2 separate regions of the Mus musculus genome follow, and region 1 is linked to region 2. A link is a loop called in an ENCODE intact Hi-C map of the cell type or tissue named here. Cell type or tissue: gastrocnemius. All regions are shown on one strand. Links, peaks and the distances in the headings refer to the core of each region. The heading gives the core; the rest is flanking DNA. Region 1 overlaps Kntc1 (kinetochore associated 1). Region 2 holds the start of Hcar1 (hydrocarboxylic acid receptor 1).

Region 1 (8,000 bases), core at 1-8,000, 110 kb before region 2:
ACTCAGATATTCAAGTGATAACAAGGAATTACGAATACCTCATTTTCCTTCCCAGTCTGGTCTTCATTTATTTGTTTGTATGTGTGCGTGTGTGTGTGTGTGTGTGTGTGTGTGTGCGTGCGTGCGTGCGTGCGTGTGTGTGTGTGTGCGTGTGTGTGTGTGTGTGTGTGTGTGTGTGTGTGCGTGTGTGTGTGTGTGTGTGTGTGTGATATAAGAGTTTTGGGTGGCTGCAGAAGCCCTATCAGAGTGTCAGATTCCTTGGAGTAGAGATAGCGGCAACTGTGAAACACTAGTAGTGGATGGTCACAAACAAACTCAGGTCCTCTGGCAGAACGGCAAGCTCTCTTAACCACTGAACCATCTCTTTAGTCCCTCCAGTCAGTTCTTAAGCTGAAAGAGAAACAGATGCAAGCTCCTATGTGCCACTTACTTGATAGGGGCCATGCCTGCAAACCTAGCTTGCAAAACCGTCCAGGTAGGAGGCTCACACGGGAGGATCGTAAGTGAGGCCAACCTGGGCAACAGCAGGACACTGCCTGTGAATGAAATACAAGTGACTGGAGATAAAGCTTAGTAGTAGAGTAGTACTCACTGAGCTTAGCAAAGCCCTGGGGGCTCGTGTGCCAGCATCCTTCCAGGGGAACACATACATACACACGTGTGCTTGAACTCAGGATGTGTTCAGCTTATGTGTATCTGCTTTGTGCGGTTCCTGGACGGTTTGGGTTTAAGATTTCCAACTGATGGTCTGTTTCACTTTTCCAGGGAACCGGTAGTTGTGCATTCTCAAAATGGGAACCCGATTCTACCAAGAAAGAAATGTCTCTTAAGAACTTTGTGGGCACAGACATTATTAAAGGTAATGATAAACCACTGTTGCACTCTGAAATGTCCCAGACTGGGCTCAAATTTGCTGTGTAGCTGAGGCTGACCTTGAACTTCTGATCCTCCAGCACAGTAGAATGGTAGCACTGGTTTGCGATGCTCTAAGTGATGTATGTGCTGCGTAGGATTAAAGGGTGTGTCTGTGTTGTGAGTTTGCAAACAAACTCGGGTCCTCTGGCAGAACAACAAGATCTCTTAACCACAACTGAGTGGAGGTCAGAGGAGAGTAGGTCTCAGTTATAACTCGGTCTGCTATATGGGTTCTGGGGATTGAGCGCAGCTTGTCAGACATGGCGGCAACAGCCCTTTACCCCTGAACCATCTTGCAGGTGCTTTGGCTCGTTTTTCTTTTAAGTTATATCTGCTTGGTCTGTGCATTGCATGTACACACTTGGTTACTTTACTGTATGTGCATGCAGAGACCAGAGGCTCCCTGGGCATTGGCTCTCTCCTTTCAGAGTGTTGGTCCTGAGGGTTGGGCTCAGCTTCTCAGGTGTGGCGAGCACTTTTATGCACTGATCCATCTTGCCCACCTGATTTTGGGTGGCTGTTGTTGTTTGAGATGGCTCTTACTATAGTCTAGGCTGATTACAGTAGCCCAGACTTGCCTCAAATCTGAGCTTATCTCCTGTGTGATTTTCCATAATGCTGAGAGTACAGGTACAAGCTACTTTTCTAAGCACAGGCCATTTTGTTATCACCCTGAAACAAGCCAAATTCATTTGGTGACTTTCACCCATGTTTGTGACATGTTCAGTCATTACCTTTGGAGAGGCTTTGTATTTCTTTTTTAAAGATTTATTTATTTATTATATTAAGTACACTGTAGCTGTCTTCAGACACACCAGAAGAGGGAGTCAGATGTCATTATGAATGGTTGTGAGCCACCATGTGGTTGCTGGGATTTGAACTCAGGACTTCGGAAGAGCAGTCGGAGCTCTTAACCTCTGTGCTATCTCTCCAGCCCAAGGCTTTGTACTTTATTAGTCACTTTGAAACAAGAACAACAGTAACGAAAGTCAAAATTGAGGCAAGAGTAGATGAAAATGGGGTCGTCATTTAAATGTAGTTCTGCCCTTTCATGAAGCCATGACTTTACAGTTGAAACAGGGTCCTGCATGAGATGAAATAAAACCCTTAGACATCTCCCTTTCCCTTTCAGGTGCAAAGTCATTTCAGCTGATCGACAACCTGCTTTTTGTGCTGGATACTGATGTACGTTTCTGAGACTGCTTTAGTGGTTCATTTACTACTACCTTTTTTTTTTTCTTTTGTTCTTTGAGCCTTTGTGCTATGAAGTCAGCTCCCAGTCTCCCACTGAGCTACGCCTTCCACCTGATAATACATTTAGGTGGTAGACAAGGACGTTAGCTGGGTGCGTGACTATCTGTGTGCTGTGCTTCGTCTCAGCGTGCACCAAGAAACGAAGCCTGACGTTTGCCTTCTAAATCATAGATGTCTAAATGGGTGTCTTTCCTGTAGAATGTGCTGAGCTTGTGGGATGCTTACACTCTCACTCCTGTGTGGAACTGGCCCTCTCTTCCCGTAGAGCAGTTTGTTCTCACGACAGAAGCGGATTCTCCCTCATCTGTTACCTGGTATGTTGGGGGTCTAGTTAGTAGTGATTTCCATAGCCCCAAGTGTCTGTCTGGGTTGGTTCAGATCATTTACTACGTCTTGTGTTCGAAACCACATCTGAGTCTGTCTGGCAGAGGAAGGACCGATTCTTTATTTGCCAGTTTCTATTTGGCACAAATAGATACTATAATGTGAGCGTCTATGGAATGATGGTAGAAACAGAATCTGTGATGTGTACATGTGAAACAGAGTCCACGGTCTTCTCTGAATGTGTTTTGACCTTTCTGTGAGAATATCACTTTATTTAAGTTCATACTTAGAAACATGCATGGTGGGCTGGAGAGATGGCTCAGTGGTTAAGAGCACTGACTGCTCTTCTGAAGGTCCTGAGTTCAAATAGCAGCTACATGGTGGCTCACAACCATCCATAACGAGATCTGACTCCCTCTTCTGGAGTGTCTGAAGACAGCTACAGTGTACTTACATTGAATAAGTGAATAAATCTTTTTTTTTTTTTTTTTTTGGTTTTTTTTTTTATTTTGTTTTGTTTTGTTTTTTTTTTTTTTGGTTTTTTGAGACAGGGTTTCTCTGTGCAGCCCTGGCTGTCCTGGAACTCACTCTGTAGACCAGGCTGGCCTCGAACTCAGAAATCAGCCTGCTTCTGCCTCCCAAGTGCTGGAATTAAAGGCGTGTGCCATCACTGCCCGGCTGTAAATAAATCTTAAAAAAAACAAAAACAAAAGAAGCATGCATGGCTTTTTAACTTGAGTTTTTCTTCTCTTTTAGGCAAGGAATTACAAATCTCAAATTAGTCACCCTGACAGCAACAGCGAAGGAGAAGGTACCGGGGGACTTTACACTACATTAGTATGTTTTATGAATTGGAAGTCAGGATTACTAGCCAGTTAATGCTCACAGCATGCTAACTTGTAGCTCACGGAGACTTCGATAAACAAGAATTAATGTGCAGAGCCCAGTTTTCAAAGAATGGATGAAAATCTTGGCTCTTCATTTCAAACAGAACATTTTAGGAACCAAAGATAAGCCCAGCAGTGGTACTCGGGAGGCAGAGGCAGATGGATCTCTGTGAGTTTTAGGTCATCCTGGTCCACAGAGCTACACAGAGAAACCCTGTCTCTAAAAAAAAAAAAAATTAAAGAACTTATTTGAGCAAGGTGTGGTGTCTCACGACTGTAGTTCTAGCATTCAGGAGGCTGAAACCGAAGGTCATGAATGAGTTCAAGGCTCTCCTGGGTTGTATAGCAAGTCCCTGTGTCAAAAAGGCAAGGGCTGGAGATGAAAGAGTAGTGTGTGCAAGGCACTAAAATTAGCCTCCAGTGCTGAAAGAAGGAAAGCAAAGGGTAGGGAAGGGGAAAGGAAAAGCAATAGAAAGGAAGGGCGGGGACAGAAGAAAAGGCGTCGGCTAGGTGGGGTGTTGTGAAGGAGCAGCGCTCCTGGAGTGGAGGTGGGGCATTCTGCGCATGTTTTCATTCTGCGGGGCAGGTGGACTAGAGCATCGTCTTCTTGTGGTTTAAGAACACAGTTTTGTGGGTAGCATTTATACGATAGCGGCAGGCCTACTTGTGTAGTCAGAGAGTGCTGTGGTTACTCGTGTTTGGCTTTGTACAAGATGGGTCAATAGATGTCTTGACGGGGAAGTGCTAACCTGTGCTGATGGGTTTCTATTTTTATTTCTCATAGATGAGAAGCCTCATCATTTACTCTCTGCCTTCGATGGAAACACTGTACTCTTTGGAAGTATCTAGTGTTTCTTCTTTAGTTCAAACAGGAATCAGCACGGTATGTTTATTCATTTTTCCAAGTAAGAAAAGCGGGAGTGGAACTTAGTGTAATGCTTCGCTTTATCTCTGCCTTATACTTATATGTTCATTACTAACACATACTCAAGAGACCCAGCCGAGTCTTCATAGAAATTAAGATAAAACTTCATCTGCTGTTCAATTGTATCTTTTTGTTTTGTTTTGTTTTTTTCCTTTCACATTGGCTTATTTATTGTCACAATGCCACAAAGAAGTCCCAAATCTTTACAATTCCTTACTTGCTTCTCATTTTTTAAAAAAGAAAAGCCCTAAATATCAAATCATGTTTTGTTTTTTGTTTTTTTTTTTTGAGACAGGGTTTCTCTGTGTAGCCCTGGTTGTCCTGGAACTCACTCTGTAGACCAGGCTGGCCTCGAACTCAGAAATTGGCCTGCCTCTGCCTCCCAAGTGCTGGGATTAAAGGCGTGCACCACCACCCGGCCTCAAATCATGTTTTAAAAATTTTTAACTGAATTATTTAAGTTCTGACAATGATAGAATGTGCCAGTCAGTCAAACTTCCAAACTACTAAAGCTCTGAAGAAAGAATGAACCATGACTGGAGCTCACCGCATTGCACAGCTGTTCAGGCTGAGCAGCTGTCACGAATGCGCAGCTGTCACGAATGCGCAGCTGTCACGAATGCGAGTGCACAGCCACTGCCACTCACACACTGAGAGCACGTGTTCTCTACATCTGACACGCTGAGGTAAAAGCCAGGTTTTACCAACTTTTTAATTAATGCAGAAAACCTTCCACAATAGCAACTGTGTTGAAAACTCCAGTAACATTAGCCAACCTGTGATATGTTGCAATCTTCTGATTAATAGAGAACAGACATTTTTTTAACTATACAATTTATAAGCAACTAATAAACTTTGAAATGTTAGTAATATAATAAAGTTATAAATAGTTTGCCATCTCCTTTCCTTTATATATTTTTATATTCATGCATCTCATTTATCTGTCTAGTAGACTATTAAATTCTGGATTTAAATATGACTAAGCATAAAATAAAACAGAGATGAGTGTGAATGTCTAAGCCCGTAAAAGTTATTAACTTGGAAACAAATTCAACCTAAGGCATACATGGAGAAAGTTGGATTTGACATTGGGTCCTTCATAGTTTGACCTGTCAAGTACACATGAACATCCATGGCTCAAATTATGAACGTCTATGTGCCATAAAGCTAACTGCGTCACAAATGGAATGTCCACTACTTGAAGAAATGCCCCTCTGATGTTAAACTTTGCAAGATGTAGAGTCTGACGTGGTAGGCATCCGTATTAGCAAGGTTTTAAGATCTAGTCAATATATACACATATGTGGAACTTTCCGTTTAAATCACAATGTCTATTAACAAAAGAACCTAGGCTAGCAGTGCTCCAATCCTAGTCAAAAGGGTAACATTCCATCAGTTTTCTTCTGTTAGTCACTAGACTATCTTCCTGCTATCTGAAGATCACAGTAGATTCCACTTTAGGCTGTAAGAGGCATTGCCTGAATGCACTCAGTGTATGTCCAGTGGTCAAGCTGCTCTCAGCATCTAAGAGTCAGCTGGCATCAACATCAAGTCACCCACTGCATTTCCTTTCCTCAGTGTTTGAAGAGTTTCCTAGTGATTCTAAGATCAATGGATGGATAATTTTTGCCAGAAGTATTTGTTTTTTTCTAATAATTATAAAGTACTTGGTGGCTTCTACATTTGGGTTTTAATCATGTTTTTGTTCTGATTGTAGGACACTATATATCTTCTGGAAGGAATTCACAAAAATGATCCTAAGTAGGTCATGCTTTGTTTTCTCTGATAATTCATACATATCTAACTTAGAATTTACTCATGAATACTGCATGACAGAGCTACTCACAATGTAATTTTTTTTTTCAGCCTATGTGAAGACTCTGTGTCTGACTTAGTACTTAGGTACCTCACAGAGGTGTTACCAGAAAACAGGTAAATTGTCATTTTTTGTTTGTTTGTTTGTTTGGTTGTTTTTTTTGTTTTTTGGAGTGTTTGTCTGTTTGGTTGTTTTTTTCGAGACAGGGTTTCTCTGTGTAGCCCTGGCTGTCCTGGAACTCACTCTGTAGACCAGGCTGGCCTTGAACTCAGAAATCCGCCTGCCTCTGCCTCCCACATGCTGGGATTAAAGGCATGAGCCCGGCTAACTTGTCATATTTTTAAGCATTCTTTGCCCTTTAATGAGAAACCTAAAGTCCCTGGTGAGTAGGGCATCTGGTGAGATTTCTTCTCCGCTCTTCAGACTGAGCCGGTTACTTCACAAGCACAGATTTGCCGAAGCCGAGAGCTTTGCCATTCAGTTCGGACTGGATGTTGAGGTAAGCATCCAAGCATCCATTTGTTCTGTTGTTCTCGGGCAGACATCTCTTGGTTTGCTAGAGGCTGAGAAGATGCAGAAGGGTGACATGTGGGCACCAAGTGATCTAGTGTGCAGCAGGGACGTGGCTCCCATATTTTTACTTGAATTAATTAGAGGAAGAGCTCTAGGGGCTGGAGAGAGGGCTCAGCAATTTAAAGAACTTGTTCTTGCACAGGGCCGGGGTTCAAATCCTAACACCCACACGGTGGCTAACAATCCTATGCAACTCCAACTCTGGGGAATGTGAGTAGGCCCAGTTTGGCGGGGGAGGGTTCTAGGATACAAGTCTTTAATGTCAGCTCTGGGAGAGTCATAGTCAAGCAAGTCTTGGTGAGTTTCTCCGTCCAGCCTGGTCTATATAGTGAGACAGAGAGAGAGATCACTGAAGAGAGACCACATCAAAACGAAAAATAGTGATGGCAATATATCTATCTTGTAGCAATTTGCAGTACAGGCATACATCGTGTGGCTTAGTAGATCTCTCAGTCTCCTTCGCCCTGTTCTTGCCTGAGTCTCCTCCCTTTGATACACACCCTGCTTTGCTCTTTCCGTCCCTCCACTCTATAGCATCTCTGCGCTGCTTCTGTGAGTTCTGTGCATCTGTGAGATCGTGCTCTTCTTTCTGGGCCTGCCTTGTGTCCCTCAGCATGACATCCTACAGGTTGGCTGACATTGTTAGTGACACAGTGGCTTCTTTTCTAAGGCTCTAGTCTTCAGTGTGTATAGGCCGGATTTTACTGACTTGCTTATCCATCAATGGGAAGCTACTTAGATTAGATTCATAGCTTAGCTTAAATCAAGTTCTTTGACCAATTCCTGACATGGTTATTAAGGATTCAATAAAAATGGTTTTCATAATTTCTAATAATCTGGCTTTACTGTCTAGATGGGTTACCCCTTTTCCCTTCCATCCTTTTTTTCTTTGCCAAGCTCTTACTATCCAGCCTAGGACTGGCCTGGAGTTCCCTCTATTGATCAGTCTGGTAACGAATTTGCAGAGATCCCCGCCTCTGCCTCCTGAGTACTGAAACTGAAGGCCTGGCCCTCTGTGGTCAGTGAGAGCTGCCTGTCTGAGCCTCCTTCCTGAGCGCAGGGAAGAGACTCCTTCCCTCGGTCCTCTGGACCCCCTAGCTTGCGGGAACAGTGTCGTGCAAAGACACTGCGCATGCTTCACGGTGCCCGCTGTGGCATGCTTGCGTTACAGCTTGTTTATAAGGTCAAATCAAATGATATGTTGGAGAAGCTGGCTTTGATTTCCTCGGACAAGAGTGAGCAGTCCAAATGGCAGCAACTTGTAGATGAAGCTAAAGAAAACCTATGCAAAATCCAGGTGTGTCTT
Region 2 (17,241 bases), core at 4,304-12,303:
TGGGAATCCCAGAACACCACCACTATCACATCACAGTGAGGGTTCATGGTCCACTGAGACAGGAGACACTGGTAGAGTCCAGTGGCAGGAAGCACAGATTCTTGGAGGACATTTTGAAAGGTGTCTCACTGCAGACTGAATATGTCATTGAAGGCACATGTGGCTTAAGGAGACAGGATAGACCTGGGGCTCTAATAAAGGAGATGGAGTAGTAGAAGTGGAGAGATAAACATTAGTTGTACAAACATGTGTGTGTGTGAATTTATATATACACACATATATATCCATATATATATGCGTGTGTGTGTGTGTACATGGTGTGTGTGTGCATGCATATATATACATATATGTATATCTACATATATATGTGTGTGTATATATATGAACAATAAATGCAATGAGTAGGGAAAGTGAGAAAGACTTTTTTTGTTTATTTGTTTTTTGAGACAGGGTTTCTCTGTGTTGCCCTGGCTGTCCTGGAACTCACTCTGTAGACCAGGCTGGCCTCGAACTCAGAAATCCACCTGCCTCTGCCTCCCGAGTGCTGGGATTAAAGGCGTGAGCCACCACCACCCGGCTAATAAAGAATTTTTCTATTTTCTTTTCTTTGTTTCTTTTTTCTCTTCTTTCTCTTCCTTCCTTCCTTCCTTCCTTCCTTCCTTCCTTCCTTCCTTCCTTCCTTTCTTTCTTTCTTTCTTTCTTTCTTTCTTTCTTTCTTTCTTTCTTTCTTTCTTTCTTTCTTTTTTTCTTCCTTCCTTCCTTTCTTTCTTTCTTTGATGCACAATCTCACATAGCACAGCTGAGAATAACTGAACTTCTGATCCTCCTGCCTCAGGAGTGCTGGGGTTTCAGGCATGCACCTCCATTTCCAGTTCACGCCAAACTTGGGACTTAATCCAGAGTTTTGTGGATAGTCAACAAACATTCTATCAACTGGGCTACATCCCAGCCTTAGGGTTTTCTGTTTGTTTGTTTTGTTTTATTTTATTTTATTTTATTTTATTTTATTTTATGTTCGTTGGTGTTTTGCCTGCATGTATGTCTGTGTGAGAGTGTCAGGTCCTGGAACTTGAGTTTCAGACAGTTGAGTGCTACCAAGTGGGTGCCGGGAGCTGATAGCAGGCCCTCTGGAATAATGGAGAGGACCTTCGGGTTGGCAGCCTGGCATGGTAGTTTTAAACCAGCCTGAGCTACATAGTGTGCCCCTGTTTTAAATGTCCAAAAAAAAAAAAAAAATCAAAACAACAACAAAGGCAACAACAACAAAACCCTGCTCTCCAGTACTAGGGCAGTAAGTATGTGCCACTCTGCTCGGTCCCATCTTGACATTTTCAATGTTTTTTTTTTTTTTTTTAAAGGGCCCTAAAATTTCCATTTTTGCATTATACCCTGCAGACTGCAGAGCCAGCTCTGCGGCTATGTATGCTTCCATCCTAAGTCTTGCATCATCCTGGAACTGGATTGGGAGCTAAAGGCCCAGAAGGCCAATGGGGCAGCCCTGGCAGCATAGTCTCTGCTTCCCCTACAAAAACATTAACAAGGGACTTAACTCCTCATGTGCCGGGGATCTCATCCCTTCAAGCCCTATGTGCGCATGACTTCAAACCTCATCCTAACCAGTGTATCTTCAGTTAGAGGGTCAGGCATGGTGGCGAAGACGTTATAATTTCTCTTTCTTCCTTTCTTCCTTTCTTCCTTTCTTCCTTTCTTCCTTTCTTCCTTTCTTCCTTTCTTCCTTTCTTCCTTTCTTCCTTTCTTCCTTTCTTCCTTTCTTCCTTTCTTTCTTTCTTTCTTTCTTTCTTTCTTTCTTTCTTTCTTCCTTTCTTCCTTTCTTCCTTTCTTCCTTTCTTCCTTTCTTCCTTTCTTTGTTATGTGAATTAATATTTTGCCTTCATTTAAGTGCACCACACTCGTGTTTTGCCCGTGGAGGCCGGGGGAGGATGTTGGATCTCCCAGAACTAGAGTTGTAAGCTGCTGTGAGCCACCACGTGGGTGCTGGAAACTGAACATCGATCCTTTGCCAAAGCAGCAAGTGTTTTTAACCACAGAACCGTCTCTCAGCCCCAGCACCCAAGAGGCAAAGGCAGGTGGATCTCTGTGAGTTCAAGGTCAGCCTGGTCTATATAAAGAGTTCCAGGCCAGTTAGGGCTGCGTAGTGACACCCTGCCTCAAAATAAGATAAAATAGGTTAGGAACATCTATTCCAAGGCTATCCCAGAACTCACGTATTTTCCATTGTCATTGTCAATTAAAGACACTTGTCATTTGCTCTGCATTATCCTTATAGACTATCGACTTTCCCTCTGAAGGTGAGTCACTTCCTCTAAACCTACTGTGTTCCCATCTAACAATAAACACTCAAAAAACAAAACAAAACTCCACAAAGTTACACCCCTCCTCTTCCTCGCCAGTTCTAAAGAAAGCTTTTTGGTAAGACAGACTTGGCTGCACTCTGCCAGCTCCTAGGGGAAGTGTGTTAGAGGCAAGACTGTGCTTGGGGTTTTGCTTAATTTTCCTGGCTTTTGGTTTGTGGTGAGGGCCTCTGTCTGTCTGTGGGCCTGCCATGGGCTTCTGGGTACTGGACCTTGTCGAGGTTCGGTCTTTTACCGTTTATTGTAGTGCTGAGTGCTGGCCTACAAGACTCAGAGTCAGCCTTTGGGACCTGGCCCTCAGTTAATTCTGATTGGTAAATAAAAACACACACAGCACAGCAGCTGGGCAACTGCCTGCCCTCCATATTGGCTGAAGAGCAACCAAGATGGAGCATGGTAAACAGTGATAATTTTGGGGTGGTAGATGGGAAAGTAGATTCTATCATCATAGAGGCTAGGCAGCCGCCCAGCTATTGTGTTGCCTAAGACATATTCAAATATAAAGGCTGTGTGTGTCTTTCATCCAGGAACATAATTGGTTAAAGGTGGGAAGGAACCCCGTGCCATGATTTTTTTAGTGAGTTTTGTTTGTTTGTTTGTTTGCTTGTTTTTGTTTTTTTTTAGAATAGGACCTTTAATTCCTTCTCTTGGAGGACAACATCATTAAAAAGTTTTCTGAGCTAGCGTCACACTTAAGGGACAGGCTTTTCTCAAAATCCACTTTTACCAGGATCAGGCAACAAAGGCATGAAAGGTTATGCCCAAGGATAACATTTTAGCAGGGCGGTGGTGGTGCATGACTTTAATCCCAGCACTTGGGAGGCAGAGGCAGGCGGATTTCTGAGTTCGAGGCCAGCCTGGTCTACAGAGTGAGTTCCAGGACAGCCAGGGCTACACAGAGAAACCCTGCCTCAAAAAACAAAAAACAAAACAAAACAAAAAACCCACCACCAAAAAAAAAAAAAAAACAAAAAACAAAAACAAACCAGTCCTCTCACTGGTCTCCATGTGTTTTTGTATATAGGATATGTACGTGCATTCGAGTGTATGTGAAGACTATGAACCAACTTCTACTGCCATTCCTCAGGAGTGACTTAAAACATTGTTTCTTGTGTGTGTGTTTGTGCACATGCATGTGTGCACACCCAGGTAGAGCAGACACACACTTGCAGAATTCACCTCTCAGGTCAAACTCGGGTTATCAGCCTTGGCGGCAAGCGCCTTTACCCCCAGCCATCATGCCAGTCCCTGCCATGTTTGCTTGTTTTGCTGTTGTTTCCTTTCTGACATGGAGTCTCTCACTGAGACCTAGAGCTCACCCATTCAGCTACACTGGCTGGCCATTGAGCCTCTCCTGTCCCTGCCTCCTCAGCCCTGGCATCCCCAGCGTGTGCCACCATATGAACCCTGCAGACTAAAGTTGGGTCCTCATGGTCATGTGACAGGCACTGATTGAAGGATCTCCCTAACCCAGTTTCCACTAGCATATAGCAGAGGCGGGCAGATCTCAAGTTCAAGACCAGCAAGCTAGCCAGGTGTGGTGGTGCACGCCTTTATTCCCAGCACTTGGGAGGCAGAGGCAGGTGGATCTCTGAGTTCAAGGCCAGCCTGGTCTACAGAGTGAGTTCCAGGGCAGCCAGGGCTATGCAGAGAAACCCTGTTTTGAAAAATCCAAAACAAAGTAATAATAATAATAATTGATGATGATGATAAACATGAAAAAAGAAAGACGGTATGTGATCCTTGGTGCTGGTAAGAATTCTTGGCTTGACTCCTTCCTAGGAAGCCGGAGAAGTTGGGCGGTACTTAGGGGCTTTTGACTCCTTTGTGTCTGATGCTGTTTCTTTATTTGTTGTTGTTTTGTTTTCGAAATAGGGTGTTTCTTTGTAGTACTGGCTGTCTTTGTACTCACTCTGTAGACCAGGCTGGCCTCGATTGAAGATGTGTGTCACCACCGTCTAGGCTGTGTCTGCTTCTCTGTATGCACCCACACTACTGTGTCAGTCCCTAGAGAGTCGCCATGAGATCCCAAGTCCTGGCTCACAAAGGCATACATTTCCCATTCTCTTTTCTGCCTCTTCTTTTCGACCTGGCCAGAGCCTAAGCATCCCGTCTCTGGTACTCTGGGCTCTTCCACCCTTTTCCTGAAACCCTCCCTCCCCCCCTCCCATCCCGCCCCCCCCCCCCCCGCCGCCCCCACCTACCCACCTACCCACCGTGTGGTTGCCCATCCACTCTGGTTGTTGACAAAAACCACTACGGCTTTTTCTCTTCCTCTTCTCCATCTCCCTCCTCCAGCCACTGAGATTTCCAGCTTGCCTGCCCTGGAATTTTTCTTGTAAACTTTAATAAAATTACCCTCAAGCTTAAAAATAACAACAACAACAACAAACCCCATGTAATGAATGTAGTAACCCATTATTGAGCACCTATAGCCAGAGATTCCCGTTTGGAGCGATTATAGTTGTTCAGCAACTATTTATTTATCAACTACTACACGCACATGGTCTTCTTCCGGGCAGACCTGGGAACAACAGATTTCTCATGCTTATGAGTGTACAGTCATTGAATTTGCTCCCAAACCCTTTGGCATCAGTATTAACCCTGCTGAACATCAAAACTGAGTGGGGTTAAATAAAGTCTTCCCTACGAGCACATGTCTAATAAGCATTTAAACTAAGATTCAAACTTGACCGTGTAGCCAATAAAATTTTTATTGCATTAATGTATTTGGTGGGTGGGTGTGCGCGCGTGCGCATGCGTGCATGTGCGCATGCGTGAACATAGGTGGAGGACAGAACCACCTTTGGGATTTGGTGTTCTCCTACCACATGGGTCTCAGGGATACTCAGGTTGGTGGCTTGGCGGCAGACCTGTTTACCTACTGAGCCTTCTCACCAGCCCTGCAGTCAGACTGATTTTCGCACCTAGGCTTCAACACCTCTGGCAAAGGAAGCCACAGGGACAACCTTGAGGAGCATCTAATTTATGTCTTTAGACATAAATGTCAAGGTCCCTTCCCTGGGGAGAGTACCCTGGGAACTGGAGAGAGTGAATGGCTGTCACCACTTTTGTGGCTTGAAAGTGGGACTAAGGTTAACACGGATTCTATTTCTCCTTCTCCAGGACAGGGGCAGCCGGGACTTTCACAGAATCACCTAGCTGTGAGAATTCTGGGTAGTATTTGGGGGAACATATGTGCTTGAGGGAGGCCCCCAATAGGAGACCCGGATGGCTGACCAGAAGTCTAGACACTGATGAAAGGACATTGAGCTAAACTGTTGCTGCCACCTCTAGTGCTTTGCTTTCTCCCAAAAGTTGGCTAACAACGCTACAGCTAAAAGGGGCACAAGGGGTTTGGGAGTGCAGTTCAGTGGTCAGTGCTTGCCTGGCTCGAATAAGGTCCCAAGTTCAATGCCCAGCACCAAAGACAAAACAGACGAGGATGCTGGACAGGGTGGGACAACATACTGTGGATTAAACAAAGACTTGAGAAGGGAGGATTTCAGCTCAAATTCATGCATTAAGCAGTGAAGAACAACCATGCTTGAATTAACCCATCCCAAATACCAGGAAGCACCCCCCCCCCACCATTGCTGCCGTAAACAGGCTCTCAGTTCCCACTGGAGAAACGATAGCTGATATCAGGTGGACAAGTCCCTCAGCATCTTCTTTGAAATGCAAACAAAAGAAAAACAAAGGATGAAACCACTTAAAATCAGCAAAATATCGTGGCGCCAGCAAGGTTAGAATAGATTCTTTTTGCTGCCCTCCTGGGCCACCTGGATGTTCAAACCTTGAAATGTGTGGAGGCTCCCCAGGGAAGATTTAAAAAAAACGGCTAGGTCCGGGTGTCCTGCAGTAAAGGGTCTCGCTCAGCTGGAAATAAGTGTATTGACTCAGTGCAGTTTCTATTTTTTTCAGTCCAGGAAATACCGACGAGTTATTGAGATCGTTAACTCTCTCCGAGCTAGAACAAGACCCAGCCAGGCTCATACCGCTTTTCTCAGCCATGCAAAGCGACACGGGCTCCAGGTAGTTCCTAACCCGACACCCACGGTTTCCTTCACACTCACACGCTGCCCCTTCACCATTGCTATCAGAGTATTTAAACACAACCAACCGGTTTGGAACCTTCTGGAAAAGGTCAAGCAGGGTGGATCCCATTTCTACCTGAGTGAGAAAGATACAGCTAAGAGTGGGAGGGGACATCTTCAAGTCCTCCACCCTTCAGATTTAACTCACATTGCCCATTTCTCTGCCTCGTTGTTGGGCTGTTTGTCTTAATGGCATTCAACACACTTGGAGATCCCACTGCCCGTCAGATGGCCTCTGGGAACGATTTGCCCCATCGATGGAGCTCTTACTGCAGAGGTTCGAAATTGGCATCTCTTCTGACCTCCGCGTCTTCGTGCGTCCTGGGCGTTTGGGCTTCAGGCTGCAGATTGTGAGCTTGGTGTAGAATTTGGGGAGCGAGGGGCTTGAGAAGTAATATACAAGGGGATCCAGCATACTGTTCAGGTAGGTGAAGCTCAGGGTGACGTGGAGGGCTGTGTGGACAGAGGGGTCACAGGCACTAGTGGGCACCGTCCAGAGGAAGTAGAGCCTAGCCAGCACGCTGGGCAGGTAACACGTGATGAACACAGAAGCCACCACCATGATGAACCGGGTGGCCCTCCTCATCCGAGCCTGTCTGGTCAGCTGCTGCCTCCGTCTCAGGCTCCAAACAACGTTGACCGAGCAGAACAAGATGATTGTCAGGGGCAGGAAGAACTCCAGCTGGAACATGACATCGTGCCACCCGTTGGCTGACTCCATGATGAAGCTCTCACAGGACGACAGTGTCCCCTGCACACACAGGTGACTCTCCATCAGAAGATACACAGTCCCCAAGATGACCAAAGTCCAGAGGACACAGGCGGTGGCGGCGGCAGTCCGGTTGGAGATGGCATTCACCATATGGTGGGGGTGGACCACTTTGAAATACCTATCCACAGCCACCACAGTGAGGAAGACAATGCTCCCGGCCCTATTCATGGCCAGCTTGAAGAGGACCAGGCGACAGGCGATATCTCCAAAAATCCAGTGTCTGCGTCTGAGGTAGTAGTCTGTCCGAAGGGGTAAGCAGATCATGAGGAGAAAATCGGCCACAGCCAAGTTGAAAAGGTAAATAGTGCTTGACTTCCAGGTCTTCATGTGAAAGCAGAAGCCGCACAGGGCTATGCCGTTGCCCAGGGCGCCAAGCACGAAGACCAGGATGAGTAGAGGAGGCATCACTTGGGAGATGGGCTCCCCCTCGATGAGACAGCACGACCCGTTGTCCATAGCAGTTGGAGAGAGGACTGGCATCCAAGGTGGCCGGCACAGAGGCACAGCTGCCTATCCGAACACTAGGGCTCCTCTAGCAGCTGGGCCCCTAACCTCATCACCCTGGGATGCAGGCGCTGCACCCACGAGAGAAACTTCAGCCAGGAAATGAAAGCCGGCAGCAAGTCCTTTCTCCTAGGCTTGGATCACGAGCTGCACGTCCCCTACAGAGTTGAAGCCTGCAGCTGGGTCAGGCTCTGGGGTGCAAGCGGTTTCCCACGAGTGTACATTTCTGGGTTGCAGCTCGGGGGTCCGACGCTATACATGCTACAGACTCGTTGCTAGATCGAGCCCTGGAGATGACTTTTCTTTTTCTGGTTTTGTCTTTTTCCCTCACGCTCTGCGCTGCAGAATGCTCTGAGCTGCCAGAAGGCTTGCGGGGTGGGGGTGTGGGGGGAGCTTGTTTGCCCTCCCTCCTGGTGGAGAAATCTAAACATTTCCTGGAGTCGTTCTGGGCCTCTGCCTGGCTGCTTTCCTCCCTAACCTTTGCCTGACTACCCGTCCTCCCTCAATCCCCTGGGACACTCCCATGCAGTGCCAGAGAGGGGAGACTGTGCTCTGCGGCCTCTCGGGGCCACTTCCGGTGCCCACACCCAGAAGCACAGCCTCCACTCCTGGGAAGGTCTGCAGAGAAACGCAGTTTGAAACATCCGCCCGGTATTAGAAAAATTCTTTCTGGGCTGAGGGTATAGCTCGGAGACTGCGGCATGTGCAAAACTCTGCGCTTTGGGCTCTAGTCCTTCTGCCACCCCCCTCCAAAGAGATGAAAATGATTTTCTCCTGTCTCCATGAGGCAACCTTTTCTGGAGAAGTCGGGTCCCTGCTCTACTGGGAAGTAGAATCTAGTTAGTTACTTTTGCAAAACTTTGGCTCTGTTTCCAATCGTTGGCTCAGAAGAGGCAAACATCTCCCTATAGCCAGGTAGTGGGGTGAGTATGAAACCAAGCGGTCGCTTAAGGAGTTAATTTCTAAAATAATCACGGGCAAAATGAAACTGTTTAAAAAACTGGAGTCTTTGCCGAAATTTCCTGTCCTTTAGCTTGAGAGAGTGTCCATCTGCCGCCTTTTCCCATGTAGGAAGAATGGGGTGGGGGGAGACGGTGTGCACGGAAAGAACACAGGGGTACCTTCTTCCATATGCTGATTAAAGCTAGATTTGGGCTGGACATGGTAGTGCATGCCCAGAATATGCACGCTTGCGCGCGCGCGCGCGCGCGCACACACACACACACACACACACACACACACACACACACACACACAGACCTTTAAATAAAGATTTGTTTTATTTATGTGTAAGTGCCCATGGAGGCCAGAAGAGGGCGCTGGATCTTCTGAGATGGAGTTACAGGTGGTTGTGGTGGCGAGGTGGGGCTGGGAACTTACTAACACCAGTCCTCGGGAAGAGCAGGAGGTCCTTGCTCTTCACCGCTGAGCCACATCTGCATCACCACTCCATCACCTGTTTTCTTTCTCTTTCTTTCTTTCTTTCTTTCTTTCTTTCTTTCTTTCTTTCTTTCTTTCTTTCTTTCTTTCTTTCTTTCTTTCTTTCTTTCTCTTCCCATCCAGGTGTGGTAGCCCACACCTTTAATCCCAATGCTCTAGAGGCAAAAGCAGGAAGATCTCTGTTCAAGGTCAACTTGGTCTACAGAGCAAGTCCAGGACAGCCAAGGCTACAGAGAAACCCAGCCTGTGGAGAGAAGGGGCGGGAGGGGGGGGACAGGGAGAAAATCCCTTTCAAGTGGCCCAGGTTAGTCCTGACCTTGCTCTACAGATGATGGCCTTGGATCTCTTATCTTCCATCTCCCAACTACTAAGGTTAAAGGCTATGAGTCACCAGCCAGTTAGAATCCCCTTATTTATACCCCCTTTCTGTTTTTCTTCCCACCTTCCTCCCACCCAGTCTTTCCCCTTCTCTGTCTCCTTTCTTTCCCCTCCCTTCACCTCTTCCTGACTTTTTAAGACAGGATCTCTGTAGAGCCCTGCCTTCACCTGAACTCTTCATCCTTGGTGTCACCAGGCCAACTGCTTACATTTTCCCAGTTGAATACTAGACTCCAAATCAGCTCCATGTATCCCCCTGCTACCCCATCACAGACACCATCACCTCATGTGGCATCACCCACTACTCCCCCATCACTGACAGTCACCTCCTGCATGGCTGTAGAAACCATGTTCTACCTGCCTTCACTTCCTCTCATTGGCCTTTGACATTCAGCTGCCACTGAGAAATTAACGTTGTTCTGTCCTGTGGCTTGAACCCAGGGCTTTGTGTATGTATTCTTGGCCAGTGCTACCATTGAGCTGGGGTGAGGAGTGTGTCATACCTTTCCTTCTGGCCTTTCCCTCCTCCTCTTTCCCCTCTCCCTCCTCCTCTTTCCTCCTCTCCCTCCTCCTCTCCTCCTCCCCTCTCCTTCCTCCTCCCCTCTCCTTCCTCCTCCCCTCCTCCCCTCTCCCTCCTCCTCCCCTCCTCCCCCTCCCTTCTCCTTCCCTCCTCTCCTTCTTGCTTCCCTTCTTCCCTCTCCCTCCTCCTTTATTCTGAAACAGGGTATCTCTAAATTGCCCATATTCTCTGTCTTTGACTTCTGAGATGTATTTATCCCAAACAGATCTTGAATCTGTGGTCTTCCTGTCGGCATGACTCAAGAGCCAGCATGGACACAGCTAGTCTACTGTAAGGCTCAGCTATTCCAATCCTCTTTCTTTTTGCATCGATGGGCCTCACTAACTCCATCTGGTCTGTGAAAGTGCAGGGCATACATGGTTGAAAAAAAAAAGTTCTGTTTGGCTCCATTTGTTCGTTATACAGTGCTGGGAATCGAAGCCAACACTTGCTCAGACTAAGTAAGTGCTCTACCCCTGAGCTTCATCCCCAGGTGACTTATTTTACTTTGTTGAGGCAGAGTCGCACCCTATAACTCAGGCTGCCTCAGCTTCCTGGGTACTGTTATTACAAGCCTGAGCCACCATGCCTGCCTGGCTCACATGTCTTTTTACATTTCTGTTCTGTTTTGTTTGGTTTTGTTGGAGACAGGGTTTCTCTGTGTAGCCCTGGCTGTCCTGGAACTCACTCTGTAGACCAAGGTTGGCCTCAAACTCACAGAGATCCGCCTGCCTCTGCCACCAGAGTGCTTGGACCAAAGCACCACTGCCCACTTCACATTTCTGTCTTTTTGTGTTTTATCTATTTGCTTTTTTTTGTTTTGTTTTGTTTTGTTTTCAAGACAGGGTTTCTCTGTATAGCCCTGGCTGTCCTGGCACTCACTTTGTAGACCAGGCTGGCCTTGAACTCAGAAATCCACCTGCCTCTGCCTCTGCCTCCCGAGTGCTGGGATTAAAGGCGTGCGCCACCACGCCCGGCTCTATTTGCTTCTTTATGTGGATCATTTTGCTTTTGTTTGTTGACAGCATCTCTTTTTGTAGTTCAAGCTGGCCTGGAACCCACTGTGTAGACCAGGCTGGCCACAAACTCATGGCACTCCTCTTCCTAGCTCAGAGCACCACTACAATAGTCTATGATAATATTTCCTAAATGTGACACATACACCAGAGATAGTGGGAAAACGAATCAAGAAATAATAGAACAGAACACGCATGTTTTTATTTTATTAGGTATGAATTTAATGGGAGTTAGCAAAATGCAATTGGTACCTTGGGCCCCTGGGCTCTAGATTACAGAAAGAGTTTAGGGGATGGGAGAGAACTGTTAGAATCTCCAGGGCAAGAAAAGAAGGAGCCATTATTATTAAAAGTATTTGCAAAATGGTCAAGATTATAATATTGCTGAATTATATAAACAGTCCTTTTCATGATGAGCTAACATTTGACTTTAGCACAAAAAAGAGATATTTTAGAACATGTAAAATAATATTTTTAGTTTTTTCTCATTTTGTTACCAAATTTCAAACCTCACATAGAGGTTATTGTAGTATATTTGACATCCTGTATACCTGTGATTAGAGATGTGACTATATATGAGGGCTAGGCGTGCTGTGTGCCCGAGCTTTGTCTAAATGGTATGCAGAAGTTTGTAGAGTTCAAGGTATGTAGGTTTAATTCATGCAGGGTAAATAGTAAGTGCTCTCTTTTATACAATATGCATTGCATCTGGATCTTAAACATATAAAAAGGTCAGTGAAACTTCTGTGAACATGAGGACATTATTTAAAAAGGCAATTAAATGAAAGAAAAGAAAAGGAAAGAAAAAAGGAGCTAGTTTTTGTTTGATGGTTTGTTTTTGTTTTTGTTTTGAGACAGAGTATCATTATGTAGCCCTGGCTAGACTTGAACTCACAGAGATCCCAAATGCTGGTGTTAAAGGCATGAGCCACCATGTCTGGCTGGGAGATGTTTAAGAAGCCTTACTGTATAGGAAGCTTAAGGGATATCACTTCCCTTAACTCCAGAGTCTTCTGCTTTACGTTATGACTCTTCCACGAACTAGTCTACCGCCTACACACACTCTCGAACACCCACATGTGTGTGAACAACATGCAGAAATATAATGACACTTTAAGTGTCTTCCCAGAGCTATGGAGTCCAACACATGGAATGGAGAAACTACACAGGCAGTGCATCCTAAATAAATAACCGAATGAGAAGTGACTGCAGACCCAGCCGTGTGCTCGTGTTGCCCTGGCTGAGAGAGGACCCTACTGGGCAGGAGGAAAGGGCAGAACAATTTGAAACCTGCCGGGCTGGTCCGATTATCGGCTCAGGGCACACACACCCTTTGGCGCTGCCTACTCCAGTGCTTTTGTGAGTTGGCATTCCATTTTGTCCGTGACAAGGGCAGGAGATGGGATGCCCAGTGGGGCTTCCTACTAGCAGGTGGGAGGAGGAGAAGGAGGAGGAGGAGAGGTATGAATTCGGGGAACGATGCTTCCCCAAAACTCTTTCCCCAGCCACCGGTGGGAGTGTGTACTGTCAGAGCTTCCCTATTCTGATGTAAGACCTTATCACAAGTGTGGCGACTCAAGTTAGACTCTCGTGACACTGGAGGCCAGAAGGGGGAAATCTAGGTGTCAGCCATGGTCCCACTGGCTCAAGGACAGGTTCTGGTTTTTGTCTCTTCCAACTTCCTTGGCTTATGGCTCCATTCCTCTGTCTCCTGGCTTTCTCTTCCATGTCTGTGTCTCTATGCCTCTGTCTCTCTCTCTTTCTGTGTGTGTGTGTGCACCTGTGTATGTGTATGTGCATGTTTATGTGTATGTGTGTGTATTTATATGTGTGTGTGCTTATGTGTGTGCATGTGTATGTGGTATGTGTGCTGTGTGAGTGTTGTGTATGGTGTGTGTACATGTGTGTGCGTGTGTGTGTGTGTGGTATGTTTCTGTGTGCATGCATGAGTGTGCGCATGTGTTTATGTATGTGCATGTATATGTGTGTGGATGTGGATGTGTGAGTGCATGTGTGTATGTTCTTGTGTGCATGTATGTGTATTGTGTATGGTGTGTGTGCATGTATATGTATATGAGAGTGTATCTGCCTGTCCATTCCAGCATGAGTATGTATGTGTGCGCATGTGTGTGTATGTGTGTATATGTGCATGTATATGTGCTGGGGATTGAACCTACAGTTTCATATAAGGACAATTGCTCTATCACTGAGTTATGGGCCCAGATTCCATTTATCTTTTTTTTTTTTTTTTTTTTTTTTTGGTTTTTTGAGACAGGGTTTCTCTGTGTAGCCCTGGCTGTCCTGGAACTCACTTTGTAGACCAGGCTGGCCTCGAACTCAGAAATCTGCCTGCCTCTGCCTCCCGAGTGCTGGGATCAAAGGCGTGCGCCACCACACCCGGCTCCATTTATCTTTTATAAGGATATCCACCATTGGATGTGAGGCCCAGCTAGTCTAAAAATAGTTCATGTAAACCTTTTGTTTTTACTCTGTGTGCCTATTTGTGTGTGTGAGCACCAACATCCTCACCTTCCGTACGTGAAACAAGGGCTCTTGTTTATTGCTTTATACACCAGGCTCGATGGACAGACAGGATTCTCCTGTCTGTCTGTCTCCATCTCACTGCTGGGCTCCCTGACATTTGTGAGTCTCCTAATGTGTGTGCTGGGAATCAAACTCAGGTCAAATCCTTTGGAAGAACAGTTTATTCTCTGGAGCCATCTCTTCAGCCCAGTGTTTCTTACTGCTGTTTGTTCCTGGGTTTGATACAGAGTCTCTCTATGCAGCTAAGGTCCAGCCTGACCGTGTGCTGGGCGATCCTTGGGTACAACAGCAAAGGCTCTTTCAAATAGTCCTGCTCACCACTGGCCAAGTTTCTAGCCAGTCAGGTTTCTAGAAATCAGTAAGGGGCGGGACTGAAGACATGGTTCATGTGCTAAGAGCACTGGCCTCCCTTCTAGAAGACACAGGTTCAATTCTCAGCACCCACATGGCTGACCACCCCTGTCGGTAACTCTAGTTCCAGGGAAGCCAATGATGTCATCTGCCTCCATTCAGCACCAGGCATTCGCATTATGTACAGACATAAATGCAGGCAAAACACCCACCCTAAATTAAACAGTGTCAGAGCATGTGTGTGCATGTATATATGTCTGTTTGTGTGGAACATGTGTACATTTGCGTGCATGAACAAAATTAAACAATATCAGCGCATGGATGCATATTTGAAGAGAGACTATTATAGTGTAGTGGCTTTTCAATGCCAGTGTTCAAGTCCTGGGGTTCCTTTATACCTAAGTATTTCAAAACTCCTCTTTGTAAGGGAAGAAAAATTATTGACAAAATTTAAAGGTTATGGTTCATGCAATTTATTTATTTATTTATTTAACCTGGCTTGTTTTTTCTACAGGTGACTTTGGTCCAGGGCTTACAGCTGGGAGAAAGTTCTCCTACGTGGGGAAGCAAGGATTGCTTCACAGTGTGATCATGTGTCACCCTGACCTGTGACAGGTTCTGAAGGAAGTTCCCTGACATTTCAAAATAAACTTTGAAAACTTAAAAAAAAAAAAAAAAAAGGGAAGGTGCCGGCGCCTGAGGATAGAGTCTCTGAACATATGAAATGCTAAAAAGTTTTAAAAGGGAGAAACTCCAGGGTTAAGAAACATATTGATTGCAATCTGATTCAGATTCCAAGTGAAGAGCCAGGGACACTGAGGGACATATGGTTATTGATTGACAAATTGAGACTATTCAGGGATTATTACTAGTTAGGGGTAGTAATGATATTATGGTACATTTAAAGAAATAATTGTTAATTTTTTATTTAATTAAACTAGTTTATTGCCGGGCGGTGGTAGCGCACGCCTTTAATCCCAGCACTTGGGAGGCAGAGGCAGGCGGATTTCTAGGTTCGAGTCCAGCCTGGTCTACAGAGTGAGTTCCAGGACAGTCAGGGCTACACAGAGAAACTCTGCCTCGAAAAACCAAAAACCAAAACCAAAAACAAAAACAAAAAAACCCCTAGTTTATTTATATACTTATTTGTGAAGGAGGAGTGCATATCCCTTGACACACTGTGTCAGTCAGAGAACAGCTGGAAGGAGCTAGTTCTCTCATCGCATCGTATCGTGTGGGTCTCAAGGGTTGAGCTTAGTCATCAGTGTCACCCACTGACCCATCTCGCCAGGCCAGGAGAGTAAGTCCTAGGACTGCACACGATGGCCCAGGCCTGCACTTCTAGCTCAGCAGCAGAAAGCTTGCTTAGCGTGGGCCAGGTTCTGGGTTCCAGACAGCACTGAAATAATAAAGGAAAGAGAAAGAGAAAATCGCTGCTGATGGCTTAGCCAGAAAAGCCTAGAGACTTGGTTTTCATCTTCCTGGACCCATGTGATAGGAGACTTGACTCCCACAGGTCATTCCCTAGCCTCTATACCTGTGCTTTTATGTAAGCCATCCCTCTCATGCATACATACATATATACATACACACACATACATATGTATATATACATAAACACACATACATAAATGCACATACACACATACATACATGCACACACACATACATACACGCACACACACATACATACATACATACATACATACACATACATATACATACACATGCATACACATGCACACAATACACACACATGCATGCACATACATGCATGTGCATACACACACATATACACATACATACATATACATATATAAACACATACATATACATACGCACATATTACACGCACATGCACATACATACACATACATACACATGCATACACATACACACATACACACACACACCACCATTTTCTTTAAAAAGCAAATATTCACTTTTCTTTTTTCTTTTAATCGAAATTTATTTATTTTATGTATACGAGTGTTCTATCCATATGTATGCCCAAATGCCAAAAGAGGGCATCAGACCCCATTACAGATGGTTGTGAGCCACCATGTGGTTACTGGGAATTGAACTCAGGACCTAGGGAAGAGGAAACTAGCAGGTAAGCTAGCTCTTTGAGCCACCTCTCCAGCCCTCACTTTTTTTTTTTTTTTTGATACTAAAGACCTCACGTAGGGCCTTGAGCCTGCCAGGCAAGCATTCTCACAGTAGTTATGTCTCTTTAGTTTTTGGTTTTGAAGCGAGTTGTCTTTTGAAAACTCAGTGTTCTGTTTCTGGGAAGAGATACCATGACCGTGGCAACTCATACCAGACAGCATCTAAAGGGGGCTGGCTTACAGTTGCAGTTTCAGGGGTTTAGTCCATTCCCATCGTGGTGGGAGGCATGGTGACTGACGTGCAGGTAGATGTGTTGCTGGAGAAGTGCCTGAGGTTCCATGTCTTCATCCCAGGACCACACTGGGCCTGGCGTAGGCTTTTGAAACTTCAAAGCCCACCCCCAGGAGCACATTTCCTCCAACAAGGCCACACCCACTCCAACCAGGCCGCACCTCCCAATTCTTCAAGAAGTATCACTTCTGGGTGACTAAACGTTCAAACATATGAACCTTTGGAGGCCATTCTTATTCTAACCACCACACAGGGTCTCACCGAGATGTCCAGGCTGAGCATGAACTCATTCTCTGCAGGTCAAGCAAGTACTGAATTTGCGATCCTGCACATCTCATCCCCCAGGCCGCTGGCCTTACACACAGGCTGACACTACCAGTCAGTCGAATGCTCACTTTTTAAAAACAAAGTAGCGGGTCGTGGTGGTGGGTCATTTGCTTGTATGTCCGCTTTGAGACAGGTTCTTGTTGTGTTTTGTTGGCCTAGAACTTACTACGTAGACCAGGCTGTTCTCAAACTTGGATACTCTGCCTTTACCTCCCATTCAGGAACCACGGAAATCAGCTCAGTATTCACTTTCTATGATTTCAGCTCAACATTAAAATGCGTGTTGAATGTCTGGGGCTGTGTGACAGTTGATACCACACTTGTCTAGCACACACAAAGCCCTGGGTTGAATCTCTAATACTACGTAAACCACGTGTTGTCAGTGTTCTGGGACTATGGATGAAGAATAGAGAACCATTGCAGGATGAATTTAGGCTTCTCAGACAGAGGGACCAACCTCTAGAGGACTGAACCTTGACAG

Evidence for each region. Peaks named below come from ENCODE experiments on the same cell type or tissue, not always from the same donor. Only the 100,000 strongest peaks of a DNase experiment are listed, where the experiment ranks them.
Region 1: it touches region 2 in a loop (2.1-fold over the local background); 2 of 42 quality-filtered maps call a loop at or near these places.

What each region holds. Positions count from the first base shown.
Region 1 is chr5:123,761,748-123,769,747 of GRCm38, forward strand. It overlaps Kntc1 (kinetochore associated 1), which reads left to right. Exons shown (of 64, transcript NM_001042421.1): 9 at 766-859; 10 at 2,048-2,100; 11 at 2,368-2,483; 12 at 3,250-3,304; 13 at 4,165-4,263; 14 at 6,023-6,066; 15 at 6,172-6,237; 16 at 6,545-6,620; 17 at 7,866-7,991. Among named protein-coding and RNA genes, the nearest start is that of Kntc1, 16 kb to the left of the region's middle. In gastrocnemius, for the core only: no CTCF peak of the experiment used is centred there; no DNase peak of the experiment used is centred there.
Region 2 is chr5:123,871,906-123,889,146 of GRCm38, forward strand. Hcar1 (hydrocarboxylic acid receptor 1) reads right to left here and starts at 8,098. Exons shown (of 1, transcript NM_175520.5): 1 at 4,834-8,098. The coding sequence starts at 7,697. The coding sequence ends at 6,666. In gastrocnemius, for the core only: a CTCF peak has its summit at 9,036 (motif pointing right); no DNase peak of the experiment used is centred there; H3K4me3 peaks cover 1,643 bases; H3K27ac peaks cover 482 bases.